Linked DNA regions of Homo sapiens: region 1 is linked to region 2. The links are chromatin loops, found by intact Hi-C in ENCODE. Cell type or tissue: adrenal gland. All regions are shown on one strand. Links, peaks and the distances in the headings refer to the core of each region. The heading gives the core; the rest is flanking DNA.

Region 1 (15,548 bases), core at 3,513-11,512, 260 kb after region 2:
TTTTCAGGATTTTTTTTGGTTATGCAAGACCCCTTAAAATTCTGGATGAATTTGAAGATCATCCTTTTCATTTCTATAAAAGCGCTGTTGAAATTTTGATAGAAATTGTGTTAAATCTGTAGATGGCCTTGGGCAGTACTGATATCTTAACAGTATTAAATCTTCTAATGCATCAACACAGGATGTCTATTTATTTGGATCTTCTTTAATTTCCTTCAGCAACGTCTTAGTTTTCAGTGTGCAAGTTTTTAACATCCATGCTTAAAATTATTCCTAGGTATTTTATTCTTTTAGATGCTATTGTAAATCGAATTGCTTTTAGTGTCCTTTCTGGATTGTTCATTCCTAGTGTACAGAAACAACTGATTTTTATGTGCTGATCGTATAACCTGCCATGTTGCTAAATTAATTAGCTCTAGTAGCTTTCTTCTGAATTCTTTGGGATTTTCTGTATACAGGATTAGGACATCAGAATACAGATAGTTTTACTACTTCTTTTCCAATTTGGATGCCTTTTATTTATTTATTTATTTTTAAATCAAATTGTTCCAGCTAGAGTTTCCAGCACAATGTTGAATAGCAGTGGTTAAAGTGGACATCCTCATTTTGTTCCTAATTTTAGGGGGAAAGCTTTCAGTTTTTCACAAATGTGTGGTGTTAGCTAGGAGGTTTTCATAAGTGCCCAGTGTCATGTTGAAGCAGTCTTCTTCTACTCCTAGTCTTCTGAGTGTGTTTATCATGACAGGGTGCTAGATTTTGTCGAATGCTTTTCTGTATCAAGTAAAACAATCCCTTCCCCCCTTTATTAATGTGGTAAATTACATAGATTTTTTTTATGTTGAACTATTCCTGCATTCCTAGATAAATCCCATTTGGTAATAATGTAAAATCCTTTTAATATGCTATTAGAATCTGTTAGTATTTTGCAGAGAATTTTTGCATTTATATTCCAAAGGGATAGTGGTCTATAATTCTTTTCTTGTGATAACTTTGGCTTTCATACTGAGGTAGTGTTGTCCTCATAGAATGAATCATGAAGTATTTCTTCTTCAATTTTTTTTTTGAACAGTTTGAGAAGGATTGGTGTTGCTTCTTTAAATACTTGGCAGAATTCATCAGTGAAGCTATTTGGTCCTGGACTTTTCTTTCTTGGGAAGTTTGTGATTACTGATTCAATCTTTTTACTTGTTATAGTTCTGTTGAGATTTTCTATTTCTTCTAGATTCAGTTCAGATAATTTGTATGTTTTTATAAATTTGTGCATTTACTTAAGTCCTCTAAGTTTTGGTATATAATTGCTTATAGTATTCTCTTATAATCCTTATTTCTGTAAAAGTGGTAGTAATGTCTCCACTGTTTTTTATTTATTAAGCATCCTCTCTCTTTTATCTTTGTCAGTGTAGGTAAAAGCTTGCCCAGTTCTTTGATATTTTCCTGACCAAATTTTGGTTTTGTTGATTCTATTTTTCTATTCTGTATTTCATTAATCCCTATTCTAATCATGTATTATTTCCTTCCTTCTGCTAGCTTGGGGTTTAGAGTGCTGATTCTTCTAGTTCAAAGTATAAAATTATGTTGACTTGAGAGCTTTCTTCTTTTTTTAATGGAGGCATTTACTGCTATAAAATTCCCTTTTAGCACTACTGTTGCTGGATCCTGTAAATTTTCGGTATGCCATATTTTTGTTTTCATTCATATCAGTGTATTTTCTAATTTCCCTCGTGCTTTGCTTTCTTCTTTGACCCAACTGGTTGTTTGAGTGTGTTTTTTAATTTCCACGTATTAGTGAATTTTTCAGTTTTCTTTCTATATGGATTTCTAGCTTCATTCTATGCGGTCAGCGAAGATACTTTGTATTGCTTCAATCTTTTAAAATGTATCAAGACTTACTTTGTGGTACTACGATGTCTTTTTAACTTGCATGACTTTAAATATCAAAAGTAAACACAGATTTACATATTTCAATTTTTTCCTTAGTTAATAGGGCTATAATACTTGACATTAGGTTATATAACATACATTTATATTTATACTCATGAATTCTGGGTTTATGTTATACTATTTCAAATTGGACACAATTAGGCTAAATACGACTTATTTCTTATTTTGTTTCCAGAATACATATATTAACATAATAAATACCAGAAGGCAATTTTTCTATTAAAAAGATAAGCAAACAGCACTTATGCAATCAATTAGTGATATTAGTTTTGATTGAACGGTTGCCTTCCAAGATTGAGGTAAATACAATCTCTAATTTTTGTTTATTTGTTTTACTTTAATAGCATTCAGTTTATGTTCTATTACATTTTCTAATAGTCATTTTATATTCAAAATTGAGGATTTTTTCCACATGAATGAAGCAAAACTTAGTTTTTCTGTAATAAACAGAAAAGGTTTTTTCTTCTGTTAATATGGAATACAGAATAAACTAGATATTACCAATTAGTCTATTTATAATTATGTATCTATGTATTAAAAACTTAAATTCATTGGTAAAGTTTTAACAGCAAATATAGCCTAGAGATTTTAACTTTTAAATTTAACCTAATGTGTAATATATTACAAATTTATATTTTGTCAGGAAATACATCAAAGAGTCTTATTTAGGTTGTGGAACAGACTATATTAGATCATAACTAACAGTCATTTAGGATAGATATGTTCCCCCATTTTACAGATTAAAAATAAAAAAAGAAGGCCGTAGCTTTGAGTTTAATTCATTTGCCATGGGTTACATATGTGATGGAGCTGAGTCTTCAGCCAGTTTCTGTTTATGTATCTATGACAGTACTGTGAATTTCAGGTATTTCAAACTTTAAGAAAATTCAAAAATCTTCCTTCAGTAGCCTGATATTTTATATCAAAAAATTCCAAACAAATTGTTTTTTGAGAAGACAGCTATTTTAAAAAATCATTTTATCTATTCTTTCTAAATACACAAATATATCTTACTTTAAAATCCTTTCTTTGAAGGCAGAAATAAAGATGTTCTTTGAAACCAATAAGAACAAAGACACAACATACCAGAATCTCTGGGACACATTTAAAGCAGTGTGTAGAGGGAAATTTATAGCACTAAATGCCCACAAGAGAAAGCAGGAAAGATCTAAAATTGACACCCTAACATCACAATTAAAAGAAATAGAGAAGCAAGGGCAAACATATCAAAAGCTAGCAGAAAGCAAGAAATAACTAAGATGAGAGCAGAATTGAAGGAGATAGAGACAGAAAAAACCCTTCAAAAAATCAATGAATCCAGGAGCTGGTTTTTTGAAAAGATCAACAAAATTGATAGACTGCTAGCAAGACTAATAAAGAAGAAAAGAGAGAAGAATCAAATAGATGCAATAAAAAATGATAAAGGGGATATCACCACTGATCCCACAGAAATACAAACTACCATCAGAGAATACTATAAACACCTCTATGCAAATAAACTAGAAAATCTAGAAGAAATGGGTAAATTCCTCAACACATACACCCTCCAAAGACTAAACCAGGAAGAACTTGAATCCCTGAATAGACCAATAACAGGCTCTGAAATTGAGGCAATAATTAATAGCCTACCAACAAAAAAAAAGTCCAGGATGAGATGGATTCACAGCCGAATTCTACCAGAGGTACAAGGAGGAGCTGGTACCATTCCTTCTGAAACTATTCCAATCAATAGAAAAAGAGGGAATCCTCCTAACTCATTTTATGAGGCCAGAATCATCCTGATACCAAAGCCTGACAGAGACACACAAAAAAGAGAATTTTAGACCAATATCCCTGATGAACATTGATGCAAAAATCCTCAATAAAATACTGGCAAACTGAATCCAGCAGCACATCAAAAAGCTTATCCACCATGATCAAGTGGGCTTCATCCCTGGGATGCAAGGCTGGTTCAACATACGAAAATCAATAAATGTAATCCAGCATATAAACAGAACCAAAGACAAAAACCATATGATAATCTCAATAGATGCAGAAAAGGCCTTTGACAAAATTCAACAACCATTCATGCTAAAAACTCTCAATAAATTAGGTATTGATGGGATGTATCTCAAAATAATAAGAGCTATTTATGACAAACCCACAGCCAATATCATACTGAATGGGCAAAAACTGGAAGCATTCCCTTTGAAAACTGGCACAAGACAGGGATGCCCTCTCTCACCACTCCTATTCAACATAGGGTTGGAAGTTCTGGCCAGGGCAATCAGGCAGGAGAAATAAATAAAGGGTATTCAATTAGGAAAAGAGGAAGTCAAATTGTCCCTGTTTGCAGATGACATGATTGTATATTTAGAAAACCCCATCATCTCAGCCCAAAATCTCCTTAAGCTGATAAGCAACTTCAGCAGTCTCAGGATACATAATCAACGTACAAAAATCACAAGGATTCTTATACACCAATAACAGACAAACAGCCAAATCATGAGTGAACTCCCATTCACAATTGCTTCAAAGAGAATAAAATACCTAGGAATCCAACTTACAAGGGATGTGAAGGACCTCTTCAAGGAGAACTACAAACCACTGCTCAATGAAATAAAAGAGGACACAAACAAATGGAAGAACATTCCATGCTCATGGATAGGAAGAATCAATATCGTGAAAATGGCCATACTGCCCAAGGTAATTTATAGATTCAATGCCATCCCCATCAAGCTACCAATGACTTTCTTCACAGAATTGGAAAAAACTACTTTAAAGTTCATATAGAACCAAAAAAGAGCCCGCATTGCCAAGTCAATCCTAAGCCAAAAGAACAAAGCTGGAGGCATCATGCTACCTGACTTCAAACTATACTACAAGGCTACAGTAATCAAAACCGCATGGTACTGGTACCAAAACAGAGATATAGACCAATGGAACAGAACAGAGCCCTCAGAAATAATACCACACATCTACAACCATCTGATCTTTGACAAACCTGACAAAAACAAGACATGGGGAAAGGATTCCCTATTTAATAAATGGTGCTGGGAAAACTGGCTAGCCATATGTAGAAAGCTGAAACTGGATCCCTTCCTTATACCTTATACAAAAATTCATTCAAAATGGATTAAAGAGTTAAATGTTAGACCTAAAGCCATAAAAACCCTAGAAGAAAATCTAGGCAATACAATTCAGGACATAGGCATGGGCGAGGACTTCATGTCTAAAACACCAAAAGCAATGGCAACAAAAGCGAAAATTGACAAATGGGATCTAATTAAACTAAAGAGCTTCTGCAAAGGAAACTACCATCAGAGTGAACAGGCAACCTACAGAACGGGAGAAAATTTTTGCAATCTACTCATCTGACAAAGGGCTAATATCCAGAATCTACAAAGAACTCAAACAAATTTACAAGAAAAAAAACAACCCCATCACAAAGTGGGCAAAGGATGTGAACAGACACTTCTCAAAAGAAGACATTTATGCACCCAAAAGACACATGAAAAAATGCTCATCATCACTGGCCATCAGAGAAATGCAAATCAAAACCACAGTGAGATACCATCTCACACCTGTTAGAATGGTGATCATTAAAAAGTCAGGAAACAACAGGTTCTGGGGAGGATGTGGAGAAATAGGAACACTTTTACACTGTTGGTGGGACTGTAAACTAGTTCAACCATTGTGGAAGACAATGTGGTGATTCCTCAAGGATCTAGAATTAGAAATACACTGGGTATATACCCAAAGGATTATAAATCATGCTGCTATAAAGACACATACACACATATGTTTATTGCAACACTATTCACAATAGCAAAGACTTGGAACCAACCCTAATGTCTAGCAATGATAGACTGGATTAAGAAAATGTGGCACATATACACCATGGAATACTATGCAGCCATAAAAAAGGATGAGTTCACGTCCTTTGTAGGGACATGGATGAAGCTGGAAACCATCATTCCCAGCAAACTATCACAAGGACAAAAAACCAAACACCGCATGTTCTCACTCATAGGTGGCAACTGAACAATGAGAACACTTGGACACAGGAAGGGGAACATCACACACTGGGGCCTGTCATGGTGTGGTGGGGGGCAAGGGGGGAGAGATAGCATATTAGGAGATATACCTAATGTAAATGATGAGTTAATGGGTGCAGCACACCAACATGGCACATGTATACATATGTAACAAACCTGCACGTTGTGCACATGTACCCTAGAACTTAAAGTATAATAAAAAAAAGTAATAGAAACTCAAAAAAAAAAAAGAAAGAAGACTAGCCTGTCATAACTTATTATTATTACAATGGCAATTAAAAACTTTATTAAAACAAAAGTATCAATAAAATACAAAAAAAATGAAGTTAACAACAACAACAACAAAATCCTTTCTTTGGCATTAAAAGAATAAGCAACCCTCATTAATGTTTATGTCTATTTGTAACCTCAGTTTTTCTCAAGGAATGGTGGTGACAGACATTTGGAAATATAAGGGGACTTTTTTGATGTAAGAAATGGGAGGATTTACTTCTGGTTATGTATGCTAAATGTTCAGCAGTGTTGATTTGGTTTTATAGCAAGCAGTGTTGGGTTAGAATTGACCAACAGGTGTCCTTTTAGGAAACACTTTAGAGGTTACTTATTTAGCAATCTTTTTTAAACAAAACAAGGAATTAAGGAGAAAATGACTCACAGGTAGTTAAAATCTTAAGCTTATTGGATGAACCTCGCTTGTTAGATCATGTCTCAGACAAGGTATCATTTAAGTAGCAATATTAATATCAAAATAATGCTATACTTTCTAAATCTACAAGTAAAAATTCCTTGACATGCTGAATAATAAGTTATATCATTTGGTAATCAGTTTTATAAATAGTCATTTAGAGAACTAAAAAATCTGTTTTATAATTTTAGACTTACATATAGATTTTGTTACTAGTACTTAATATTTTAAATATCATCCCAACAGGAAATATTGTTCAGAAACATCAGACTCCATTAATTTAATGACAATTCAATTTAGAAAAAAATTTTATCAGGTTGAGAGATTTTCTCTTGAGGATTAAAAAAAATCGCTATTGCTTCAACTATGTCTTATCTTTTCAAAGCTCTGCTGCTTGTGTTTCCAACAAAATCAGTGCTCATTTGAAAGGAAGTTGTATTATCAGATTCAGCTTGAAAAATCTCCTATATGGCCACCAGTTGTTTGTATAATCTCTTTTAAAAGTGAATATTAACCTATCCTTTATGTGTGAATTCTTAGGACTCTAAGGAATGCAGAATAAAATAACTTGAAAGAATAAGTTTCACAGTGAACTCAAGGCTTTTTCAAGTCATTGAAATTCTAAGTTCTCTTTGAAATGTTTTTAGAAATTATCCTATAGCTTTTCATTTTCTCAGGCCAGAAAAAAGTAACGAAAGAACACACAGTACCTGTGGCATGTATTATTGTTTTCTCTCTTTGCTATTAGAAAAAAAGGATATTTATATGTAGTATTGAAGAAAAACCTAATAGAACAAAATGAAATATTTTTAGATTTATGTTATAAAATCTATTATTTATATATAACCTTGCATTATATCCAGCTACCTATACAATATTTCAGTGCACCAGAAATGCATAAGATACATATTTTAAGTGATACTATAATGGAGTAGCACCTTTATTATTAACAAAATAATGATCTTGTTCACAAAATAGTGGTATCTATTATTTCTCAACAAAATCTTGAATTATTACAATGTAATCTTAGCAAAGCTAAAACATTTATGTAGAGTAAGATTTTGCCAACAAAAACCACTTCATTGCCAGCATAGTTATGAAGTTTTTCTGCAACACTTTATTTTTGAGTGAATAACATTTGAAGCTGCTTTTGTTAATAACACAGTCCTGACACTCGTAAAGGCAAAGATTTCAACTTCTAAACTGCTCAGTTGTTTGCAAGGTTTTAACTGCAAATTATAAATCTGTAAATATTAAAACATTTCATATTATCCTATTTTAATGAATGCTCTAATAGCTGCTGAAATTTATGAGTATATATCTCATTTAATATTAATCTGTTTTAAGTCATAATAAATATGTCCTACTTCATGTGCACTGCAACAATGAAAAATGCAGCTACAGTTATGGGATGGTAAATCATGGTAGTAGCTCCACCAGCTGGCAAAAAAGGTCTGACACTTTTAAGCTTGTCTTCTGATCATTAACATACTCCTCAAGTCCCTAAAAGAAAGAAGTTGGAACTGCCCCTTCCCTCTTCTCCAGATAGTTGTAACCTTACTTTTTGGAATTTCTTTTCTTCTTCTGGGACTACCTTGATATCCATTTTAAACCACTCCTCTTGTTTTACAGATTTTTTTGAATGTAATTTTTTATAGACTGGAAAAAAGGCAAATAAATTTAATGCCTTGAATACAGTATTGAAGTACTATAAACATTTTGTGGTCTCACAAATCCCATGGTGATTTCCCCAGGGTGCTGTTGTTCTCAGCATATTGGCTAAACTCCAGTTTGTACAATTACTTAGATTTCTTAAATTTGCACTGTAGTTTCCAACCAAACTTGCATATGCTATACAAAACAAATGGACAATAGCCATGCACTATTAAAGTATCATTATATGCCAGAGTTAACTTTATTTCGGTATAAGGCAAACACTGTTCGTCTCTTTTATTTATAACATTGCATTTCTTCTGATTAATTCATTCTTCATCATAGTTCAGATATGCAGAAAATAAACAAGTCAGAGAATAAACAAAATAATCTTTCAAGGTACCTTTCCATTCTGAGTCCACAATTCTATTCTTACGTTCCCAAGTCCTATCATCTTTTAGAGCAGTGTAATCATAAACTTGACTTTTTGGATGCACATAGTTATCATCTGGGGAGCTTTAAATAATACTGATGTTTGAGACCCATCTCCAGAGATACTGAATTAATTGGTCTGGGATATGGCCTGGGCATTGGGACTTAGTCAAGGTCGTAAATATGAAAGAACAGAAACTAGGCCAGGGACAGTGGCTCATGCTTGTAATCCCAGCACTTTGGGAGGCCGAGGCGGGTGGATCACTTGAGGTCAGGACGTTGAGACCAGCCTGGCCAACATGATGAAACCCCGTCTCTACTAGAAATACAAAGATTAGCTGGGCATGGTGGCAGGCACCTGTAATCCCAGCTACTTGGGAGCCTGAGGCAGGAGAATTACTTGAACCTGGGAGGTGGAGGTTGCAGTGAGCCGAGATTGTGCTACTGCACTACAGCCTGGGTGACAAGAGCAAAACTCTCTCAGAAAAAAAAAAAAAAAAAAAAAAAAAAAGAAGAAAAGAAAAAAAGAAGAATAGAAACTAGTAGCCGGAATTGTTTTTGTTTCAAAAAAAAACAAACCAAACCTTAGCTCTTATCTTCCCTCATGTCATGAATATTTTTTTTCCATCTGCCAATGTGAGTTGAGGACCTTGGAATTTTCCAAGATAAGATGAAAAGTTCTGTTTCATAATAATGGTCTTATTTTGTAGTTGCTCTATTTTGGGAAGCCCAATTCCTGAAATTTTAGATTAAGATTATGAATGCTGATGGTTATCTCTCCTGGAGTTCTTTACCTCTTTATTAGTATCATCAAACTAAATGCTCATTTGATTGATTTGAAATTAATCTGAGAAATTCAAATTTTACTTTCCCTAAAAAAAAATCAATGATTGCAAACTGTAATTTCCTAGAAGCTGGTTATTTTATGTCATTTTGAAAAATATTTTAACTGCCAATATAATTGTACTTCACACACATAAAAAATCAGAACAAAAATTCCTTCCAAATTTAAGGATTTTTTTGGATCTAAAATAAATTTGTAAGATTTACATGTATTCAGAATAATGGCTCAGACATAATAGTAGGTTTTGGTCAGTAATGTGAGTTATATTAGATAATTATCCAATCCTTAACTTACATGAAGAACAGCAAATTGTTTATAATGTGTTCCTTTTTACATCTGTCATGACAGGTGCTGTGAGTGTGGTTGATTGGAAGTGGCCCAGCCTTTAAAGATAAATCCTAGCTTTCAAATCATTTAGATCTGAACATTGTGGAAAATTTCACTAAGAAATTGCTTAGACTATAGACTGCATCTCTTCAATCCATCTTTAATTAATACATTTTAAACATATTTTATTTACTGGGTATCTCTCCATTATTTTTCTCTTATATCAGTGTTGGGGTTATTATGGTATTTCCTGATAAAGTTATGCCAGAGACCAAGAAATACCCCTATGGATAGTTATCTTTCCCAGTGGAGAGGCATTCCTCAGGATCAAGAAGCCAAAACTAAGTAGAAACCATTTATTAGGAAAGAGGATAAGACATAGAGTGCCATATACGGACACTTCTGCTGTGCACTGCGGAGCTCCAGAGGGCACCCTTCATATATAAGTAAGCCAAAGGTGCTTCCTGGAGTTGGGCAGTATGGGATCCCCGATTTCAAAGCTCTCCTTGCTTTCCTAAATTAGAAGAGTGTTGGAGGTGCATAAACTCAGGTGGATAATTCTCTATGATGAGGTGGGCTAGAAGCCCTTTAGGGGCTATACATTTTTAAGTTATACCTTGCAAATTGCATTATTTAGATTCTGATGAATGGATCACTAGCCAAATGAGAAACAAAACACTGATTTTATTAATATAGGCAATCACTAGTAATCCCCCAAACACAAGGCTTACGGGTAAACTGGCTTGAAGAAGGAGGGGCTTCTTGTTCCCTTCTCTACTCTTCATCTTGGGATCCATATAAATAAAGACACAGAACTAAGCCTACAGACTGGAAGTCTCAGTCCATTTATTCAATCAACTCAGCTGCACAGATGAAGCAGAATTCAGAAATGTATGACAGGTTACTATTATTTAACCTGTAACAAGCAGAAGAGAATGAGAACAGTGAATTGGCTAAAAGAGGCCTTTCCTGGGTTCAGAAAGTGAAAGGCAACCACTGTGCTACAGTACAGGAAGTAGAAGTGAAGGGGAAAAGAATAGGCAATTCCACTCCAAAGCACTGACTTTGAACACAGAGACCGCTGCTAATAACACAAGCCCCAAACTTTCAGATTAGCCACTATTTTTCACAGGTGAAGGATCCTGTACACCATCATTGTGTGTGTTTTTTTTTCTAGCAGTTCCTGAGATAGATGTGTTGAAATCTCCAAGTGTGATAGTAGATTTATTTCTATTTCTTGTTTTAATTCTATCAACCTTTGTTTCATATATTTTGAAACTTTAAGTTGCATACAAATTTATGGTTTTATGTTTTCCTATGGAATTGCCTCTTTTATTGCCATGAAATGTTCCTTTTTTCTCCAATAATTCCTGTTCACTTAAAGTCTAATTTTTTACATTAACATAGCCACAGCTGCTTTCTTTTGATTACTGTTTACATATATATAATTTTCTATACTTCCAACCTTTCTGTGCCTTTATATTTAAATGCCATCTCTTATAAACAACATATAATTGGTTCTTGTTTTTCTTAACCCATCTGCCAATCTATTTTAGTATGAATTTTTAATGTTTACATTTTTTATTTTCTAGATGTTTTTAAGATTTTTTTCTTTATATTTGGGTTTCAGCAGTTTGGCTGCTCTAGATGATGTCTCTAGATATGGTTTTCTTTCTATTTATCCTAATTAGGCTATGCTGAGATTTATCAATAGGTACTGATGTCTGTCTTCAGTTTTGGAAAATATCCTTAAAAAATGAAGGTGAAATAAAGACATTTCAGGTATCCAGTAGACCTTCCTTGCTAAAGTTCTGTGCTTCCAGCTAGGATCCTTTTGCCCTAAAGAGCTACCTTTAGTTTTTCTTGTAGTGTAGGTCTACTGGATACCTGAAATGTCTTTATTTCACCTTCATTTTTTAAGGATATTTTTGCTGGATAAAGAATTCTTGGTTAGCAGTAAGCCATTAAACAGCATGTTTAATGTTCCATGAGCACATTAAAGATGTTATTCCACCATTTGGTCCTGTGGTGTTCCTGTTCAAGTCAGTCATCCTTGCTTCTTGGAAGGTAACTTTTTTTTCTAGATGTTTTTAAGATTTTTTTCTTTATATTTGGGTTTCAGCAGTTTGGCTGCTCTAGATGATGTCTCTAGATATGGTTTTCTTTCTATTTATCCTAATTAGGCTATGCTGAGATTTATCAATAGGTACTGATGTCTGTCTTCAGTTTTGGAAAATTCTTGACAATTAGCTCTTCAGCTATATTTTTCTATTCCCTTCTTGTTCCTTCAGGGTCTCCAATTACACATATTCAACAGATTATATCCCACATAGTCTGCTGTTAAAGCCATATCATATGTTCTTAATTCAGCTATTGCACTTTGTAGTCCCAGACTGTTTTATTCTTTTTTTATAGCTTCTATTTTCTATTGGCAGTTTTTTACCTTTTTATCTATTCTTTTTCTCTATTTTCATTAACACTTTTTTCCTAATGGATATTTTAAAGTCTGCTAACCCCAACATCTAGATCAAAGAGGAGATGTGTTTCTATTTTGTACTTTCTTTTTTGATGAGTGGTCACATTTTCCTAACCTTTTGCATATATCATAATTTTTTATTGTATGAAAGATCCATGGAGACTGAAGTTGATATTTCCCTCCAGAGAGGACTGGACCTTTCTTTTGTCAGGCAGACAGAGTGAGAGACTCATCCCCTCAATCTAACAATTAATAAGCAGGGTTGGGTTTGAAGTTAGGTTGTACTTTCATTATACTCAATCTAATTTCAAACGTCTTAAGGACACATGACCTACGCTGTGTTTATTGCTGCCTCATTTCTTTAATGGGACTTTATCTCCAAAGCACTACGGAGTTCACAATGGGACTGCAGAAAATTTTTAGTGTTTAGTGTGTTGTTTTTCAGGTCTGGACTCCCTACTACAGCATGGTTCTCTGCATTTTTTGCTTAACAGTTTATAAGGTCCCTAGCTCTTCTAATCTGAAAGCTGTGCTTTTCAGAGGTTGTGGATGTTTCTCTTTAGCCATCCATCCTATATAGGTTTAAAATATGAGATATATCTTAAGGAGGATTCTTATTATGTATCTGTTATAGGTCCCTCCCTGTAGGATAACTTGATTCCTAAACTCTGAGACTACAAGAGATTTCATTCTGTCTTTTTTAGCCAACTTTTTAAGCCTTTTTTACTCCCAAAGCTCTCAGCAAATGTCTCATGTAGAAAATCGGCTATATGTTTGGACTCCTCTTCCAATCCGACATGTCAGTCTCTATGGTTATCAAAACTTCTGCTGATTTCTATTCCCCTTCATAGAGTCCTCTGCCCATGGCTAGACTAATCCTCAGACTCAGAAAATACTTCCAGTAAAGCAAAGAGCTGGCAATATTAGCTTTCTTAGGGGGCTCTGATCATACTGGAGTTTTAATTCACCTAGTCTTCAATTCCATATATCTCAAATTTGTTTGTAAATGTGATTTTTGTAACTTATAATTTCCCCCCAGTTATTGCCACTGAGAGTGATCGCTTGCCACCACTTACTATATCCTACTCAGAAGCAGAAATTCCCACTCCTGTTGTTGCCAGAAGTAATATACTTGACTTATATCTGTCCCTGCTCTTTCTCAGGGTTCTGTGGTTGTTTTCTCGTTGTACTCAGAATCAGGTCACATTCATCCCTCTAATCTGGCCTCCTGATCTGCCATTTCCATCTTTGCTGCTGCTGATCAAATGAGATTTCTACTCTTCTAGTGTTGAAGCAGAAGAGGACAGCCCTGAGCTACCTTTTGCTACTGTGTCTCAAATGTTGTATAGATCAGATCTGCTATAACTTTTCATAACATTTTTGATCATTTGGTATAAAAGGTATGACACAACATCAAGAATAACCTGCAGCCATTGCACTGACATGGATTCATCCTCAGGATACCTTTGTACTCCTTGCTCACCTCTGTGTCCCAGGAGTGAGTATCCACCATCACCCCCAAGAGTACTCTACTCTTCATGATTGTAGAATAGGATAAATCTAAACCTACCATGAGGTCTCGCAGAAATGGAGTAGGTTTTCCATCATCTCACTTAAGGCCTACATACTCAATCTTCATATTCTATACCAGACTGACCACAGTTTCCCAGAATGATTCACAATGAGTACATACATTGCCCATGGCCCCAACAAGGTAGTCACACAGTGATCAAACTTTAGAACACTTGAACATTTCTGAAATCTTTTCTTTTAATTAAATGACACCATTTATTGATATCAACAGTCCAGTTTGAGTTAAGAGCTATGCTGAGCTCCTTCACTTCCTTTCTGCCCTTTCTTCTCAAAGGATAAAAAAATCCAGTATCAGTCATCTTATTATATCTTTGAACACTTTTACTTGGTGTCATTTATTCCTTAGGGTAGTTAGGTAAAGCATTATTTTGGGACACATTATTAAAATTGTGAGCTCTGGGCCAAGGTCAGGACTATGTGGCCACCACGCTTTCACACCAGGAGAATTTATTTCTTGAGCTAATTTCAGAAGTCTTGTGGTTACTGGTTGAATTTTTAATGCACAAGCATACATGTGCACTTTTATAAATGCAAGTGTTTTAAAATGAAGGCATCATATCCCACCAACATCCAATTTCATATGGAATTAACAAGCAAGTTCTATATATGTGAAATAATGAAAAGACTAAAAATTGTGAGTGTGTGTGCAAAAGGAAGAGTCAGAGGGAAAGAGTAGGTAAAGGGAGAGGGAAGGAGGTAAAGGAAGAGGGAGGGAGGAAAGGAGAGAATGAAACACTGCTCATAATTTTTAAAATAAGTTATGAAGTGGTGATAGTTGAACAAAATGTACAATTTGCATTATAAGTCATTTGGGTCATGAACTTAATATAGAAGCAAAAGGCTTCTGAAATTCTAAACTCATAAGTAAACTGTGTAACAAAAATAGAACCTGATTCTGCTAAAAAGAACAAGTTCAGAATTTGCAGGCCTTTTCAAAAAATTATCTTGTGAACAAAATTGTTCCAGTTTCAGAGGAAATGTAAGGGTTAATGTACCTTTCAGCTCCAAGGCAGTCCCATGTCTACAGCATATTTTAAATTTTCTCTGACTTACCTCCAACTTTCTGAGAAGGTGGATTTCTGCGTTATATTCACACTCATGCTGTGTGAGCATGTACTGTTTTGTTTTCTATTAGAGATAATCATTCTTTTCCATGTGGAGTTCTTTGATTTATACTGAGCATGTTTAAACTTGCAGCACCAATCTAACACCTTCAGGCAAACTAATGACCAAATAAAATAATTCTCCAGGCTTTCATGAAAAATGGATGGATTGTCATAAATATATATCAGACACCTACATTTCAGCTGCATGTTTTTGTTACAGTGAGTAAAATTAAAACATGGAATTTTTAATTCTTGTTAAAAATTCCTTTGACTTGAGTATGTTTAGAAAAGAAATTCAACAATGTAGAACTTTTTGCAAAAATGTTTTAGTGAAACCTCTTTGCTACATTGCTTTGTGTGTGTATGTGTGTATACATATGCATGTAATTATATATATGAATGGTTTTTCAGGGAATAAATTAACATAGCATAGATGGAAACCATATCAGTTGGA
Region 2 (15,548 bases), core at 3,515-11,514:
GGACATCCCCTCCAAAATGAAAACAAGTTATTGTGCCTTAAATTTCCTATCATTAAGGAAGAACTATGAAGCTTGGTCAGACCCTTCAGGGTTTGAGGCAGCTTATTTCCACTTGGGATGCAGTTGGTCCCAAGACGATATAGCTGATTCTTATCATCTTCCTTAGGGATGGAGTTCTGACCCGTGTATCAGATGATGTTAAGAATGTTAGTTTTAAGTGGGTCCCAGAGCAAGGAGCAGCCCTGCAGCAGGTTTAGGGTACAGGATTAGCAGCCCTGTCACTTGGGTTATATCTGGCAGAGGCCATGGTACTAGAGGTATCTGGGTATTTGAGGATGCTAATGGAGACTCTGGAAAACTCCTGTAAGAGAATCACAGCAGAGACCCTTAGGGTTTTGAAGCGAGGCCATGCAATCTGCAGCAGAAAATTCTAAACCATTCAAAAAACAGCTCCTGGGAGGGATGAGGCTATGATTGGGCCCAACAGCATTGATTTGTGGTAGACAGAATAATGACTCCTCCAAAGATGTTCACATCCTAATCCCTTGAACCTGTAAGTGGGTCATTTTACATGGCAAAAGGAGCTTTGTAGATTTGATTATGTTAAGGATCTTGAGACAGGAAAATTATCCTGGATTATCTGGGTAAGCCTGATGTAATGACAAGAGCCCTTACAAAAGGGAGGCAGAAAGGTCCAAGTCAAGGAAGAAGTGATGATGGAAGCAGGGGTTATAAACAGAGAGGGAGGAGAATTGAAGATGCTACACTGCTGGCCTAAAGATGGAGAAAGGGGCCATGAACCAAGAAATGCAGGAGGCCTCTAGAAGCTATAAAGGAAAGGAAATAGATCCTTCTCTAGAGCCTCTGGAAGGAATGCAAGTTGGCTGTCCCTGGATTTTAGACCAGTGAAACTGATTTCTGACCTCCAGAATGGTCTGTTGATAAATTTATATTGTTTTTAGCCACAAAGTATGTGGTAATTTGTTACAGCAAAAACAGGAAACTAATGCAAGCCTTTCTCACCAAGGCTGGCAGACATTCGGCCTGCTGAATGTCCAACCTATCGGTAACAGAGATTGACACTGTGCCCATGATACAATGTCATTTCTCGATAGGAACTACCTGCCACTTGATGGTAAGTTGACGGCATCTACCCGACTAGGATTAACCTGTTTTCTGAACGCAGGTTTGCCCTTACTGTCTGCAGGGCTTCATCCAGCACCATTCTCTGTGGACTCACTGACGTGTGATCTACTGAAATAAGATCCTGCATACCACTGCCTCAAACCAAGGGTCCCATTTTATAGGAAACGTTATCAGAGAAAACATGACTACTGGATTCACTGTTCCTATGACATACTCCACCCTGATGGAGTGATGACATGCTCTTAAAGGAGAGGATACCTTGTAACATTGGGTGTTATCCTCCAGGATGCACTATTCTCCTTAAACCAATGGTCGCTATATGGTTGTGTCTCCAATAGATAGAATATATGGGCCCAAAAATCAAAGGCTGAAAGTAAGAGTGGCCTCAGTAATCCACTGTATGCTTCCCATTTCTATAACTTCAGTGTCTGTAGGTCTAGAGATCCTGGGTCCTAGAGGGGAGAAAATGAGTCCCACTAAACTTTAAGCTACAGCTGTTACCAAGTCACTTTAGATTCCTTATGCCAGTTAACTTGTAGGCAAATAAAAGAGTTATCATACAGACAGGGGTAGCTGGCCCTGATCTTCATGGCATGAGAGGGCTACTGCAAAATAATCATGATGCAGGTAAATATTTGGCACTCAGGTTGATGCATCCTCTCTTGGTATTCTCATACCCAGGTTTAACTGTAAGTCAAAAAGAACAGCAAACACAGTCCAATAAGAGCATGGTAACCCTCAGGACCTCATATTCCTTGGTGAGGGTCTAGCCATTCTACCAGGCAACCCAGAAGGGCCAGCCTAGAATGAAGGGTTCTAGAATGGGTGGTAGAATAGGGAGATGATGAGGATCAGCTATACAATCTTGGGACCAAATGCATAAGTGGGGGCTGTGGTTTGTCCCACTATCCCTCTTTTTATTTATGGCTCCAGGAATTGTGACAGCAGAATTCAGAAGAAACTGTATCTGGATGGAGCAAATTTAATGTGAGAAGCAAGTGGATCTGAGCAATGCAAGGGGTGAATTGTCATAAATGCTGTGGTGCCTGCCCAGATTTGTGTCACGGGGCCATAATATTGTCTCTCAGCTGCTGTAAATGTTGGCTGCTGTAGCACTATGCATTCTTTCACACTTAGCTTTTGTCCACTCATCATTGTTATGGTTATATTCTTTCATATGGTTGTAAGTAGCTGTAATGTAGTTCATTTATTTGTTTTTACTGCTCTATAGCATTCAACTGCATGAATATACCACAATTTGCTCATTCCATGCTTCTATTGATGGATCTTTGAATTGTTTACTGTTTTTGGCTGCTGCAAATAATGTAGCTATGAATATTCTTTTACCTGTCTGAATACACACACATATGTTTTTGTTGGGTTTCTATCTAGGAGTGAAATTATTAGATCAGAGGGTACACAAATGTTCTAGATAACAGATATTGTTGAACAGTTTTCCAAAGTGGTGTGTGTCCTGTTAGGAACTATTTCACAATTCTACAGGTGTGAAGATATTCTCCTATATTATCTTCTGTACTTTTTACTTTTTAACTTTATATCAGTAATCAATTTGGAATTAATTTTTGTGCATGACATGAGGCAGCAGTCAAGTTTACATTTTTTTCCACATGGAAATCAATTAATGTTTGATTTAAAACACTTTTTAAAAGATTTTCCTTTCCCCAATGTTCTCCAGTACGGTATCGTGCAATGTTTTGTTTGTTTGATTTTTTCTCCATAAAAGAGCTTTAGTTCTAAGCAAGTAATTAGACAGTTATTTGGTTGAACCTCTTATGATGTTGGTGTTATTATCCCCATTTTACTATGAGGAAACTGAGGCATATGGAAATTAATTTAGTGAACAGGCTCTTCTGTACAAAGATGCACCTCATAATGCCTTAAACAAGGTAGACATTACTTTATTTATTTATTTTTGTGGGTATTAGGATGGAGGTAGGTGGCCCAGGGCTGCTAGATATGAAAATAAATAAAATTTAAGAGCTATTGGAATCCCCCAAACACTTTCAGCCTTGAGAGAGATATGACTGTGATCTGAGTTAAATATTGTTACCATCTCTGCTCTTAGATTATAGATTAACTCGCTTTCTTATTTTTCTTGTTTAGTTCATTGGCTGGAGAGAATTAAACACCAAATACTTTAAGCCTTGAGAGAGATATGACTGTGATCTGAGTCAAATATGGTTACAATCTCTGTTCTTGTTTTATAGATTAACTTGCTTTCTTATTTTTCTCGTTCGGTTCAATGGCTAGAGAGAATTAAACATCAGGAACAAAACCTCCTGCCTTCTTAATTAATGACTCTTAGATTAATTTCTCCTTTGTTGTCCTGCTTTGCCTAGACCAGATGACAGAAAACCCATGGTTATTACACCCTCTGTAAGAGTGTGTCAAGTGTACCCTTCCCAGAAAGAAACACTGCCTATAAGCAAATTGCTATGTGTGCCAACCTTGTATGAATAAGGTAATTCTGCTAAAATCTCCTCTGTCTCTGCCTATAGAAATGAAATCTTAATTTCCTTACTTTCGAACACTGACTCTATTCCTTTGGAGGTGGTGTTTCTGGGTGGTACATCTTCCCACTTGGGCTTCAAGAAACTCTCTTTAAGTTAGATTTTGATTATTTTAGGTTGACATAGGGAACCTCTGCCATCTTCAGTTGGTGTCCATTTCTGGATCCAGCATGGTTGCTTCAGTTCCCACGCTCGTGTTCTCATTGCACAGGGAAGAAAAGAAGATCACGAAAATGCATGCCCTTTATTTAATGAATGTTACCTGGAAATTGTGCACTTCTACTCATACACTTCTGGCCAAATTCAGTTATACAGCCACACTCACATGCAGAGGAGCCTGGGAAATGGGAGTCTTACTTTAGGTGACTAGTGGTGTCTTTGGGTTCTCTATTACTAAAGAAGAAAAGGAGAGAATGGATACTGGAACTGCTAGCCATAGGCATGTACTTGGTTGCAGCACATCTGAGATTCACATGAAAGTCTATGAACTCCAAGCTGTACTGTACAGCCCTTGGCATCCAGCTGGACCACAACAGTTTGCCCCTTGAAAACCTTCTTGGGATACATTCCTGTCAGAATTTCATTTCTAGATATCTCTCCAGGAATGTAGGGGTATGTGTGTGCGTGTGTGTGTGTGTGTGTGTGTGTGTATCCTTTTATTAGAAAACAAAATTATTTAACTTAATGTATTTCTTTTTCTTGCTGTAGCTATCAGAAACCCTGAGCTAAATTTAAAGACATTGCTCTTGTTAGTGAAAAAGTTTCTAAATCTGTTTTACTCCTTCCTCTAGTGACTTCACTTACCAGGTTTTGTTTCTCTCTTACCTTCTTTTCCAGGCCCTTCCTTCCTTTCTCTCTCTTTCCTTCTCACCCATCTTTGTGTCTCTCTGTCTCTTCTATTCTCAAAAGCTCTGGCGCCCTGTTGTTTCCTCTCCATATCCCCACTGCCCATATTTTGACAAAGAATAAGCCAAGGAGGGGATGGGAATAGGGTGGGGAAGAGGATGAAGACAAGTAGTGAGTCAAAAATGTCCCTCTCACATATTCATTTTTTAAAACTTTTATTATTAGTTTTTATTACACAAGTAATACATGTTCATTGTAGAAAAATTAGAAAACACAGAAAAGCAAAAAGAAAAAATAATCACCCATAATCCCACTACCCATAACTACTATTAACATTTTAGTGTATGTCCTTCTAGCTTTCTTATGCATATATATACATACATAGATATATTTATATATAATTTTCTTTTTTACAAATATTGTGTCATACTATACATACTGTTTTATAACATGTGTTTTTCATTTAATATATATTGTGAACATCATTGTTTATTCCCTGAAAAATTTTACAGACACTACATGCTCATTGTGGAAAATTAGAAGTTACAGATATGCAAAAAGAAAATATAATTGCTCCAAATCTCACCTCCCAGAGATAAATGCTTTTACACTTTGGCAAGTATCCTTTCAGACTCTTTAATGCACACATGCATACATATATTTTTAAAAAGGGATCGTACTATAAATATTCCTCTATAACTTCCTTTTTCATCTAACAATATAGCTTGTACATTTCAATAAATACACATATGGTGCTTATTCTTAACTGGTACACAGTATTCCATTGAAAGGATGTACCATATTTAACCAACCCTATAAAGTAGGCTTATTTACATTTTTCTGCTTATCCAAATAATGCTGCTATAAACATCCTTTCTTGCATATACTTTTTGAATAATGAATAAATACATCTTAGCTCATTTTATTTTCTGACCCATTTAAAGGAGAATTTCCCTAAAGTGGAATTACTAGGCATGCAGGAAAACTATATTACCAAAATATTTTTTCAGAAAGGTGGAATCAATTTACATTCCTGTTGACTCTGTAAGAGGTTTATTTCTGTACTTCCTTTTTGTCCCTGGGAATTTTAATTCTTTATACCGTTTGCCTTTCTGACATATAAAAAGGAATATATCATATTAACTTGCATTTTTTATTACTAGTATATTAAAACACTTTTTCATATTTATTATTAGTAGGTTATTTTAGTTTATTGTGCATTGCCAGTTTGTGTTCTTGGTCCAATTTTCTGTTGGAAAGTTTGATTCTCCTTGAATTATAAAATGTCATTTATTCATTCATTATTCACTCATTCAATAAGTATGTTTTCAGCATTTGCTTTGTGTAGCACTGTGTTAGGTGTTATGGATACAACAATAAGCAAAATAGACATGGTTGCTGCCTTCTTATACTTCCAATTTAATAGGGATAAACAGGCAATTAAACAAGCAATAATGAAAACGTTCAATAAGGAAAGAATGAAATGGAAACACTTGGTTGAGAAGGGGATTGTAGATCATGGAAATGTCCCAAAAGTAGTGATGTTTAAGCTCTTAATATGTATTTGAGATCTATACTTTTTGTAGCATATATTGTTTTCTCAATTTGGTTTGTTATTTTTTACTATATAGGAGTTTAGCATTTTTAATCAGTCAAATTCCATCCATCCTTTCTTTCTGTTTTTTTCCTTTGGTGTCACTCAAAGAAAGGCTTCTTTCACACTAAAATTATATAAATATCCATTCACATTGCCTGCTAGTCTTGTTGTATGTTTATTTATGTGCTTGAATATGTAAATCTTTATTTCATCTGGAATTTATTCTGATAAAAATTATGAGGTATAGGTCTAATATTTCTCTCAAGAAATAGCTAACCAGCTATCCCAATATAAATTAATAATCCAAACTTTTCTGATAGATCTGAAATGTCATTTTTATAATATACCCAATTCTTTTATATTCTTAGGTCTATTATGGTCTATATATTTAATTCTAATAATTTATCCTGAGGCCAATAGTATCACAGCTTTTTCTCATCCTACCTATGGTTACCTGAAAGTTGAGCATTTTGTATTTGGTGACATTCCTAAGACAAAGAAATGATAGACGTTGCCTGGGTATGTGGGTAGGGTGGGAAGTTTGACCGGATGATATGCTTAATCCTTTCAATGTTGACACTTTCAGAGTTTTAAATTCCAGATGGGATCATTGTTAATCTGGTCCATTTGTTTGCTGTTTAAAACAAAGTAGATGCTTTTACATTCTGTCTTTATTTCACCTCACTCTGAAGCTCAGCTTTCAGTAGGTGGCAGTATTGCCAAACACTCAGTATCCCGACTGGTTTCGTAGGAGCACAGAGAAACAAAATGGTCTGGCAATTTTAGAATTTCCCCCAAGAGCTTTAACTCATTAGAGGAGGCATCAGGACTATGCTACTTCTAAAGCTTTCTTTATACCCCTGAATAATGGCATAACCAGAGGTTTGCAGTGAGTCTGCTCCTAGATGCGTGCAAAACATTAGCGGACAGAATTTTTTTTTTCTGGCTTGTTTTTTTTGTTTGTTTTTTTAAGTGACACCTTGGCCTTGTGGGCATTTCTTCACTTATCTTACCCAAAAGTGCCTTTGGGCCCAGCCACTGACTGATTTAAAACCCAGAAATGTGGTTTTAAACAATGTGGTCGTGGTGGAATTCAGGTGATTTTTATTTTCTATTTGGTAGTATTTTTCAGATTTCCCACAAAGAACATGTATTGTCTTTGTAATTTGAAAAAAAAATCAACACAGGATAGTAAAGATATGGTGGGAAAATGGGTGAATGTATGCCACAAAAGTTTACATCATTTTCTGTTTCAAGCCTGTGGGTACATGCGACAAAATGAGTTCAATGTTCTCTTCTTAACCCTAGAGATCAGCTCAGTGTTATTGCTAATCTGAAAGCGAATTACCAGCAGGAAGCCGAGACAGTAGAACTTTATCGCTTGGAACCACACCTGAGAAAATCCTTTGGTAGGTGAGAGGAGAGTGGGGCAGCTCCTAAGGGATGCATTGGCCTGTCTAATGTGAGACGGTGAATTACCTACTGTAACCTTGGGCCAGTGTAGGTTACCAGGGTTTTGAGCACTAAACTTAATTTTAGTATATGCTACTGAAAGAGGATCTTTAGATCTTGGAGTTTATCCACGGGAACTACAAAACTGATCAAAGGCTGGAAAACAGGCACTATGAATAAAAGATACGGTAGCTGAATATATTACCTTAAATATGCAAACTCTGGCTAGGTAATTAGACAAATTCCCATCTCCATGAATAGCTACTATAGCCTTTTCAGACATGGAGGTGAGACCTGAATTTATTAACAGTCTTCAGTTGTACAAAGGACAATTGCACAGAAGGTAAGTGTTACTTTCACACTGAGGCTAAGGTGAGAATGAACACAAGTTAACCAAGCAGAAGTTATTTAGGTCAGGCATTTAGAAGAACGTGCTGAACAAGATTGGGCTTATCAGTTAATAACTTTTGCATGGATTAGTAGGAACTAGATTGAAGCTAGAGTTCAATATAGTTGAAGTATAGGAGAGGGCAGAGGCAGGTGCTGAGAGCTGCCAAACTGGGCTACTTCAAAATTTCAAAAACAATGGATCTTAAATGAAATGACCTTAGTGGGTGAAAATGAATTAGATTCAGGAAAGGATATTAAGCTGAAATCAAGGTTTGCAGACCAGATAAGTCTGGATTGCTTGCTTTTCCAGGGAGTATTTACCCTAAGAGTCTTTAAATAGCCAAATTGTTTTACAAATATTTGATTCAGAAAATTGTGATTTTCTCATATAGCTTTCCACGGCTACTTCTTTTTTTTGAAGCCAGGTATACCTATAACCATGCATTAATTACTGGTTCCTTGGAACACAACTCTAGATTCAAAGAATAAGGCCAAAAACCAGCTGGTATGATCTAAATAGAGACCTGTATAACGTTCTCTTCCAACCCTTTAATTCTTTCACTTTCAATCAAAAGAGCTAGAAGACAATTCCAAGTATAATTTCCACATTGGATATTAGGGTGAACTATAAGAAATTGCCATTTTGTAGGTCAAAACAGTCACATATAGGAAATTTCATATAATTCAACCTAATACAATAATTATTACAGTAGTTCATCTTCACTAAAGCAAAAGGCCTTAATATATTTAGTTTTTAGGTAAAAATATTGGTATACATATAAATGCCTGTGCACATAAGTATTGGTAAAGAACAGGGTTGGGACTAAAGATGTGTCTTGGATAAACCACTTATCGGCATCTAGCTCATCCTTCTATTGTACTGGACACTGGTGCCTCCTGTCTGACTTGAAGGTTTTTCAGACTATGGAAAACAAGAAAAAAAGTGCAAAGACTTGATCTCTCAACCCATGGGAAATTCTGTCTGGGAAATGGGCCAAAGGAAGAACAGGAGACGGTATAACAAAATTTGTACCATGTTACAAGTTTAGTGAAGGAAGATCACAACAAAGCTGTGAGCAGAAAAACAAAGCATGTGGCTTCCTCCTTTCTAAAATATAGTATTGCTTAATGTGTCCTGCTTTCAAGAGTCTAAGCATAAGACAAGACACCAAGTACACGTTGGAAAAATCTTATCTGCATAGTCATCTAAAATGAGACAAGCTTAGCTTAACTAAAAAACTTTATTAACAATGTAAAATGTTAAATATTTTTATAATCTGAGCTAATTCCAGCATGCCCTATAAGATTTAACACTATGCTGATGTGCAGACACCATGCTTCAGATTTCAATTAGAACAAAATGTAATAATATTTGATTTTACATTTGAGGGCAATTGTATATGTTACTACACCATTTCCTAACTGGATTACTTCATTCTCCAAGAAGCTGAAAAAGACATCATTGGATCAAAAAGAAATTAGTTGCCCATATGCATTTGTACGAAGGTATTAGGATTATTGTGTATTTACAAAATTTTAGTACTTTTCATATGTGGTTTTTGTTGCTTTATAAATTAAGATACTTTTATGTTGAAGCTCTTAGATTCTGACAGAATGGAAGACTAAATGTAAATGAGTGCAGAGAAAGCAATAGGTGAGGTGGTATATGTTTGCTTATAATATTATTTCTAATGATATTGATAGATTGGATTTTTGAACACAGTTTTTCAGTTTTAAATAGATTTCTATGTTTAAAGACTTCTTTCATATACGATAAATTTTAACATGAGATCAGCAAGAGCTATAGATATACTATTATATGTGAAATATTTTTCCTCTGTATAATACATTTAAAAAACCTTTAAATAATTTAAAAATCATAATTCTTGCATCTGTCATGGCGTGGTTTGGAGCAGACATGCACAATGTCAGCTTTAAAATTCCCTTTTAAAAACAGCCTGGTTTTTGAATCTGTTCTTTTTTTTCTTGACGGCAGCTGCTTTCAAGTGTAAAATCATTTAAAAGGGCAGGGGGAGGCAGATAAAAGTAATAAGGAAGCATAGAAAACATAGTCAAAAACCAATAACTGTGTGGTTCAGCTGTCTGGAGGTCCTCGGGTTTTGTGATTTTTTTTCAGATGTTCTCAGTGGGTTTCCAGGAGGAGCCACCTAGCTTGAGATGAGACAACACAGCCCAAAGAACCTTCTCTTCCGTCTTCTCACCAGGGGGTAGGGAGTTAGATTCAGAAGGCTGCTGTCATCTGTGATGGGACATAATGTGCACATAAGTGAGGTATAGACACAACAACCTGCTTTTTAGGAAGTGGCTTTAAAAATCCACCATCCTCCTAATCAGGATTTCTCAACCTCAGCACTGTTGGCATTTTGGACCAGATGATTCTTGGTTGTGGGGTACTGTCCTGAGCACTGTGGAATGTTTAGTAGCATCCCTCAATTCATCAGATGCCAGTAGCACTGTATGACAATTTGTGGCAACCAAGTATATCCCCAGCTATGACCAAATGTTCCCTGGGGTGGGAGGCAAAAGAGTTCAAGGCTGAGAACCACTGCTTAAAATTGAATTGAAACTGCTTAGAGGCAATCTTTCAGTTGGGAAACGTATATACCTTATTTGAAAGAACCCATGCTTATGAGTAAGGTTGGCTTCTTTTCTAAACCTGCCTCTGCTATTTGCCAGTTCTGTGACTTTGAACATGTAACTGAAGCTTGCTAAGCTGTCTGTAAAATAGAGTTTAATAAAACTTAGCCCAGGTGAGGATTACATGAAATAATCTATGAAAAACATTTAGCTATGGTGAGTAGCTTACTGTCTAGCATAGAGGAAGCGTTTAGTTAAAATAGCTATTATTAACTATTTTCCTTTACATTGGATCATTATCACACCTTCATTCATTGACTTCATGTCTCTTCATGTTTCAACTATTTCCTATTGAGTCTTTCCCCAGCACTTTCTATAGATTTCTGTACACAAGGGCATTCATAGAAGACTGCCAGCTGTTGAATTAATAAGTTTTGGTTTGAAATTTTTAGGATGATGACAGGTAGAGGTAGAAATAAACCAGTAAATCTAATCTGGTTTAAAGAGTTGGGTTATTTAAAAAAGTGCAAAGCAAAAGAGAAGGTGGGTAGAAATATCCTGTTGAAGCAGAACTTGTCAATGTGGGTCCCAGAGGCAAAGGACTATGAGGGGATAATCTAGAATTTTCCAACTGGGGCAGTGTTATGACATGGTCAGACTGGAGCTAAGGGCAACAAGATGGTTGGCATTGGTGACTGTTACGTACCTAAGCTCCGCCAAGACTAGTTGCACTTTCCTTCCAGAGTGGGGCTAAGGAGTTCCCTCCTTTCCCTGTCCTAACCTTAAAGGGGATGGAAGCTTGGCAAAGGGCACAGAAGCAGAAGTTAGATGAAGAGATAGCTAAAGTGAAGAATGTGCCCCACCTCAATCGAACTGATTCGTAGAAGAGGGCTTGTTTTTCCTGATTACTGAGCCTAGATGCTGTAAACCAAAAATAAAATTGTAAACCCCCCAACCACCTGAATGGCCCCCTCCTCTCAGCCAACTGCATTCCAAAGTTAACTTGAAAAGCTAGTTCAGGCCATGTTGGGAAGAGGCAGTTGAACATTCTTCATTATATCCTCCTCCCTTTTGGAATTTAGACAAAGCTGACTGGAGTTAACATCAACACAGAGACCTTAAGACTGATAAAACAGACTCCTTCCGTCCGATAAGAAGCATTTATAATCTATTTTTGCTGAAGTCTGCTACCTGGAGGCTTCATCTACATGATAAAACCTTGGTCTCCATAACCCCCTATCATAATAACCCAGACATTTCTTTCTGTTGCTTCCCGGTCTTTAGATAATAACTCAAGCAACTGCCAATCAGAAAATCTTTGAATCTGCCTATGACTTAGAAGCCCCGCTTCCAGTTGTCCCGCTTTTCCAGACCAAACCGATATACATCTTATGTGTATCGATTAATGTCTTATGTCTTCCTACACGTATAAAACCAAGTTGTAGCCTGACCACCTTGGGCACATGTTCTCAGGACCTCCTGAGGCTGTGTCATGGGCATGTACTTAATCTTGGCAAAATAAATTTCTACATTGACTGAGATGTGTCTCAGATACTTTTTGGTTTACAATGCTCAGGAAACTGTTGAGAGCAAAAATAGATTCTGGCTTTCCAGTCCTCTTACATAAAGTGTCATCTAAGTGCCTGGGCTTCTCCTCCCCTTCCCAAAGGCTCTAATGTGTCATACTTATTTGTAAATTAGTATCACCCACCAAGGTTGACAGTGTTCCTTGGAATGTTGCACTATGTTATATATTTAGATAGAGCTAGAGTAGCAAGTCCAAGCCAGAGAAGAAAACAGGTGCCTCCGCTGGGCATATCAAATGAATCAAACACAGTCCACCCTCCCAGTCTCCAGAGATTAAAATCCTTTCTTAAAGCTCATATTCTGTTAACATGGAGAAAAACAGGGCTATAATTGTCCTTTCCATAGTGAAAAATAATTTACTATAATCTGGATGTCAACATTATGAGAGTTAAAAAGAGGATATCTTTCTTTTAAAGTTAACTTGCTCCCAATAGTTAAGAAACTGAAAACAGTGTTAGATACTAAACATTAGCCTCAGTTTTCAGGAGAACATCTCAGAGATAAACCATGAAATATTTGGAGCAGAAAGAAATAACTAATTTTCTCATCATTTTTAGGACTCTTACTTCTTTAACCATGAATTGATCAATGTACTTAACCTAGTTGGATATGGCAAAGATATAGCAAATTCTGAGGGGTAAAGAATTTTACCTTTCAGTGTCTCTTTGGACTCTGAATACACTTTCTGAAACTCAAATTCACCTGGAATTCAATGCTTCCCTAAAACAGAGTCACCAAAACTATGAAGATATTTATGGGAAAGAAAGATCTTCATAGTGTTCTTTATTTAAGACTTGGAAGATCTATTTTCTAAATTCTGGTATCTCCTTCCCTTTCCCCAAAGACATCTAATTTGGGGAGAGACTGAAGTGGTCTTTATACATTATAGAATGCAACTCTGATGTGTTTGCTCCTCTTACATGAGGAAATACCTACCACAATGTTGTATTTACAAAGGAAAATGTGTACGTGTATGTTGTGGTCATATATTTAGTTCCACTGTCTTGTTTTTGTATATATTAAAAGCAAGTAGGTATTATACACAGATATTATGAAATTTGTTTCAAGGTTCACCCTTATATCTGTGATGCACTCACTACAGTGGATTAAAAAAAACCTAAAAACCTTTCAATAGCACAGCCTTTTGAGCTATTGAAATTCTTCTCGCTCAGCCTTCTCTCTCTCTCTCTCTCTCTATATATATATATATATATGTATCCAGATATACATATATATAGCATATATATATGTATCCAGATATACATATATATAGCATATATATATGTATCCAGATATACATATATATAGCATATATATATGTATCCAGATATACATATATATAGCATATATATACACATTATGTACACATACATACCCACATATACACATATATTTATGTGTACTATATATCTCTCTCACAAGTGAATAAATTGTTAGGATTGATGAGAAAGTGCTCAGACATGAAGAAAGGTCAGGCTGCCTATTAAGGACAACTGCTGGTTTGGGGCATCTTTGCTGCACATTTGTGAGACCTTTGCCTTGCTTAGAGCTTGTCTGACTATCACCTAAGGCTGAGGTAATAGAAAAGCTAAAAAATTATTGGCAGAAATTCAGAGCAGCTTTCTACACCATAGGGAGCTGACACCTGCAGTAAATGCTGAAATTTACCAAGCAGTAAGTATTCCTGGGATGGTTTGAAGTGAATTCAGCTCCAAGGAAATGTGTCTCTCCACATTGATTGAAATCCTGTCTCTGAAAGCCTATCTCAGCAGCTCTGGGGTGGGGCCAGAGCATCAGCATTTCTTACAAGTTCCCAGACATTGCTGCTAGTCCTAAAACCACCCTATGAGAACCACTGAATAAACAGAAGGACTGCAAGAATGTAAGCAAAAGGGAATGTTTCCCCACTCATTCTAAATTTTCTGGAATAATCCACTTGAACTTATTGGAAAATCTTTGCTTTTTATTGCAAATTTTTGTTTAGATGTGGCTTCTAATTAAGACTTTTATATCATCTTTTCTCCAAAGTACTCACTCTCAGAAAACTATAACCTAAGACAGTTTTAAATGTGAAAATGAAAGGTGGAAAGGGAAGCAGAGTAAGTAAAGCACAGGAGAAAGTAAAAAAAAAAAGAGGGAGAATAGGAAATTTGGACACCAGTAAGTTCAAACCTCAGTCATTCAATGTTTAATTCTTTTAGATTTTTAAAAAAAATTTTATTTATTTTTGGAGTGACAGGGTTTCATTACGTTGCCCAGACTGGACTCGAACTCTTGGCCTCAAGCAATACTCCCACCTCAGCCTCCCAAAGTGCTGGGATTATAGGAATAAGCCACCATACCCAGCCTCAACATTTAATTCTTGAATGCTACTAAAGCCAGGGACACTGCAATTCCCCCAAACCACTTCTCTATTGCTCAAATTTATTTTGCTGATAAAAGATTTCTTATATAGGTGATAAGGAATGCTTCTACTACACTGCAGTTACAAATATCTATTCCAGGGAAAAAAAGAGAGAGACCCTCAGCTAAGCCAGTGGTTCTCAAACATTAGCTGCATCAGCCTCATCTTAGGTCTTGTTAAAGCACAAATTGCTGACCCCACCTCCAGAGTTTCTCAGTCAGTAGCTCTGGGGTGGGGCCAGAGGATCAGCATTTCTTACAAGTTCCCAGACATTGCTGCTGGTCCTAAGAGCACACTTTGAGAACCACTGGATTAACAGAAGGCCTGCTAAGTCCAAGGCTCTACATTGGGTACTGAGGATAATACCAAGATGGATCCTAATAGAAAGATAGTCCCTGGCCTCAAGGATCTTTCCTTGAGTAACTATAAGGCTTCATGAAAAATGCCGTAAGAAAGATCTGAATACATTGCTATGAGAATGCCAGGCAGGAGAAGGGGGGGAGATTCCTCCCATTTGGAGGAGAAGGAAAAAGATGTTTATGGAAGATTCACGGAGGCCCTGGGAGTTCATGCTGGGCCACGAGGAATGAGAACTTGGACATTTGGTGAAGGTGGCAGGGGATAGGCCTTCAGAATGGAGAGAACAGTGTGAATAAAGAGAAGTGATCAAAGGCAGCCTGAATTTGGGTCCAAGTGAACAGTCCAGTCTGGCTGGAATGAAGGGCTTATGAAGGAGGAGATAGTCCAAAACAGAGTTACTTAGAATTCCCTAACGATGCCTGTACTTTCTTTTGCCTGCTGCCTTTGCACTTGCCACCTCTCTTTTCAGAAAAGTCCTCCCTCCTTAGACAAATGGCAAGCCCTTCTTCAAAGATTAGCTTAAACATTTTTTTTCCTGCAGTCTTTTCTGACTGCTCCATGCTTCTGCATTCCTTCACGTTCCCATTGCTTCTATAAACAATTGCTACAGCTCTTGGCACATCATCTGCATCCAATC

The links. Hi-C counts contacts between places; a loop is a spot of excess contacts. Peaks named below come from ENCODE experiments on the same cell type or tissue, not always from the same donor. Only the 100,000 strongest peaks of a DNase experiment are listed, where the experiment ranks them.
Region 1: it touches region 2 in a loop (7-fold over the local background); 13 of 110 quality-filtered maps call a loop at or near these places.

Annotation. Positions count from the first base shown.
Region 1 is chr5:64,340,071-64,355,618 of GRCh38, reverse strand. The region is part of intron 7 of RNF180 (ring finger protein 180); the gene reads right to left. Among named protein-coding and RNA genes, the nearest start is that of RGS7BP, 160 kb to the left of the region's middle. In adrenal gland, for the core only: a CTCF peak has its summit at 8,113 (motif pointing left); no DNase peak of the experiment used is centred there; H3K27ac peaks cover 806 bases.
Region 2 is chr5:64,603,835-64,619,382 of GRCh38, reverse strand. It overlaps RGS7BP (regulator of G protein signaling 7 binding protein), which reads right to left. Exons shown (of 6, transcript NM_001029875.3): 6 at 7,064-10,222. The coding sequence ends at 10,131. Among named protein-coding and RNA genes, the nearest start is that of SHISAL2B, 79 kb to the left of the region's middle. In adrenal gland, for the core only: a CTCF peak has its summit at 6,823 (motif pointing right); no DNase peak of the experiment used is centred there.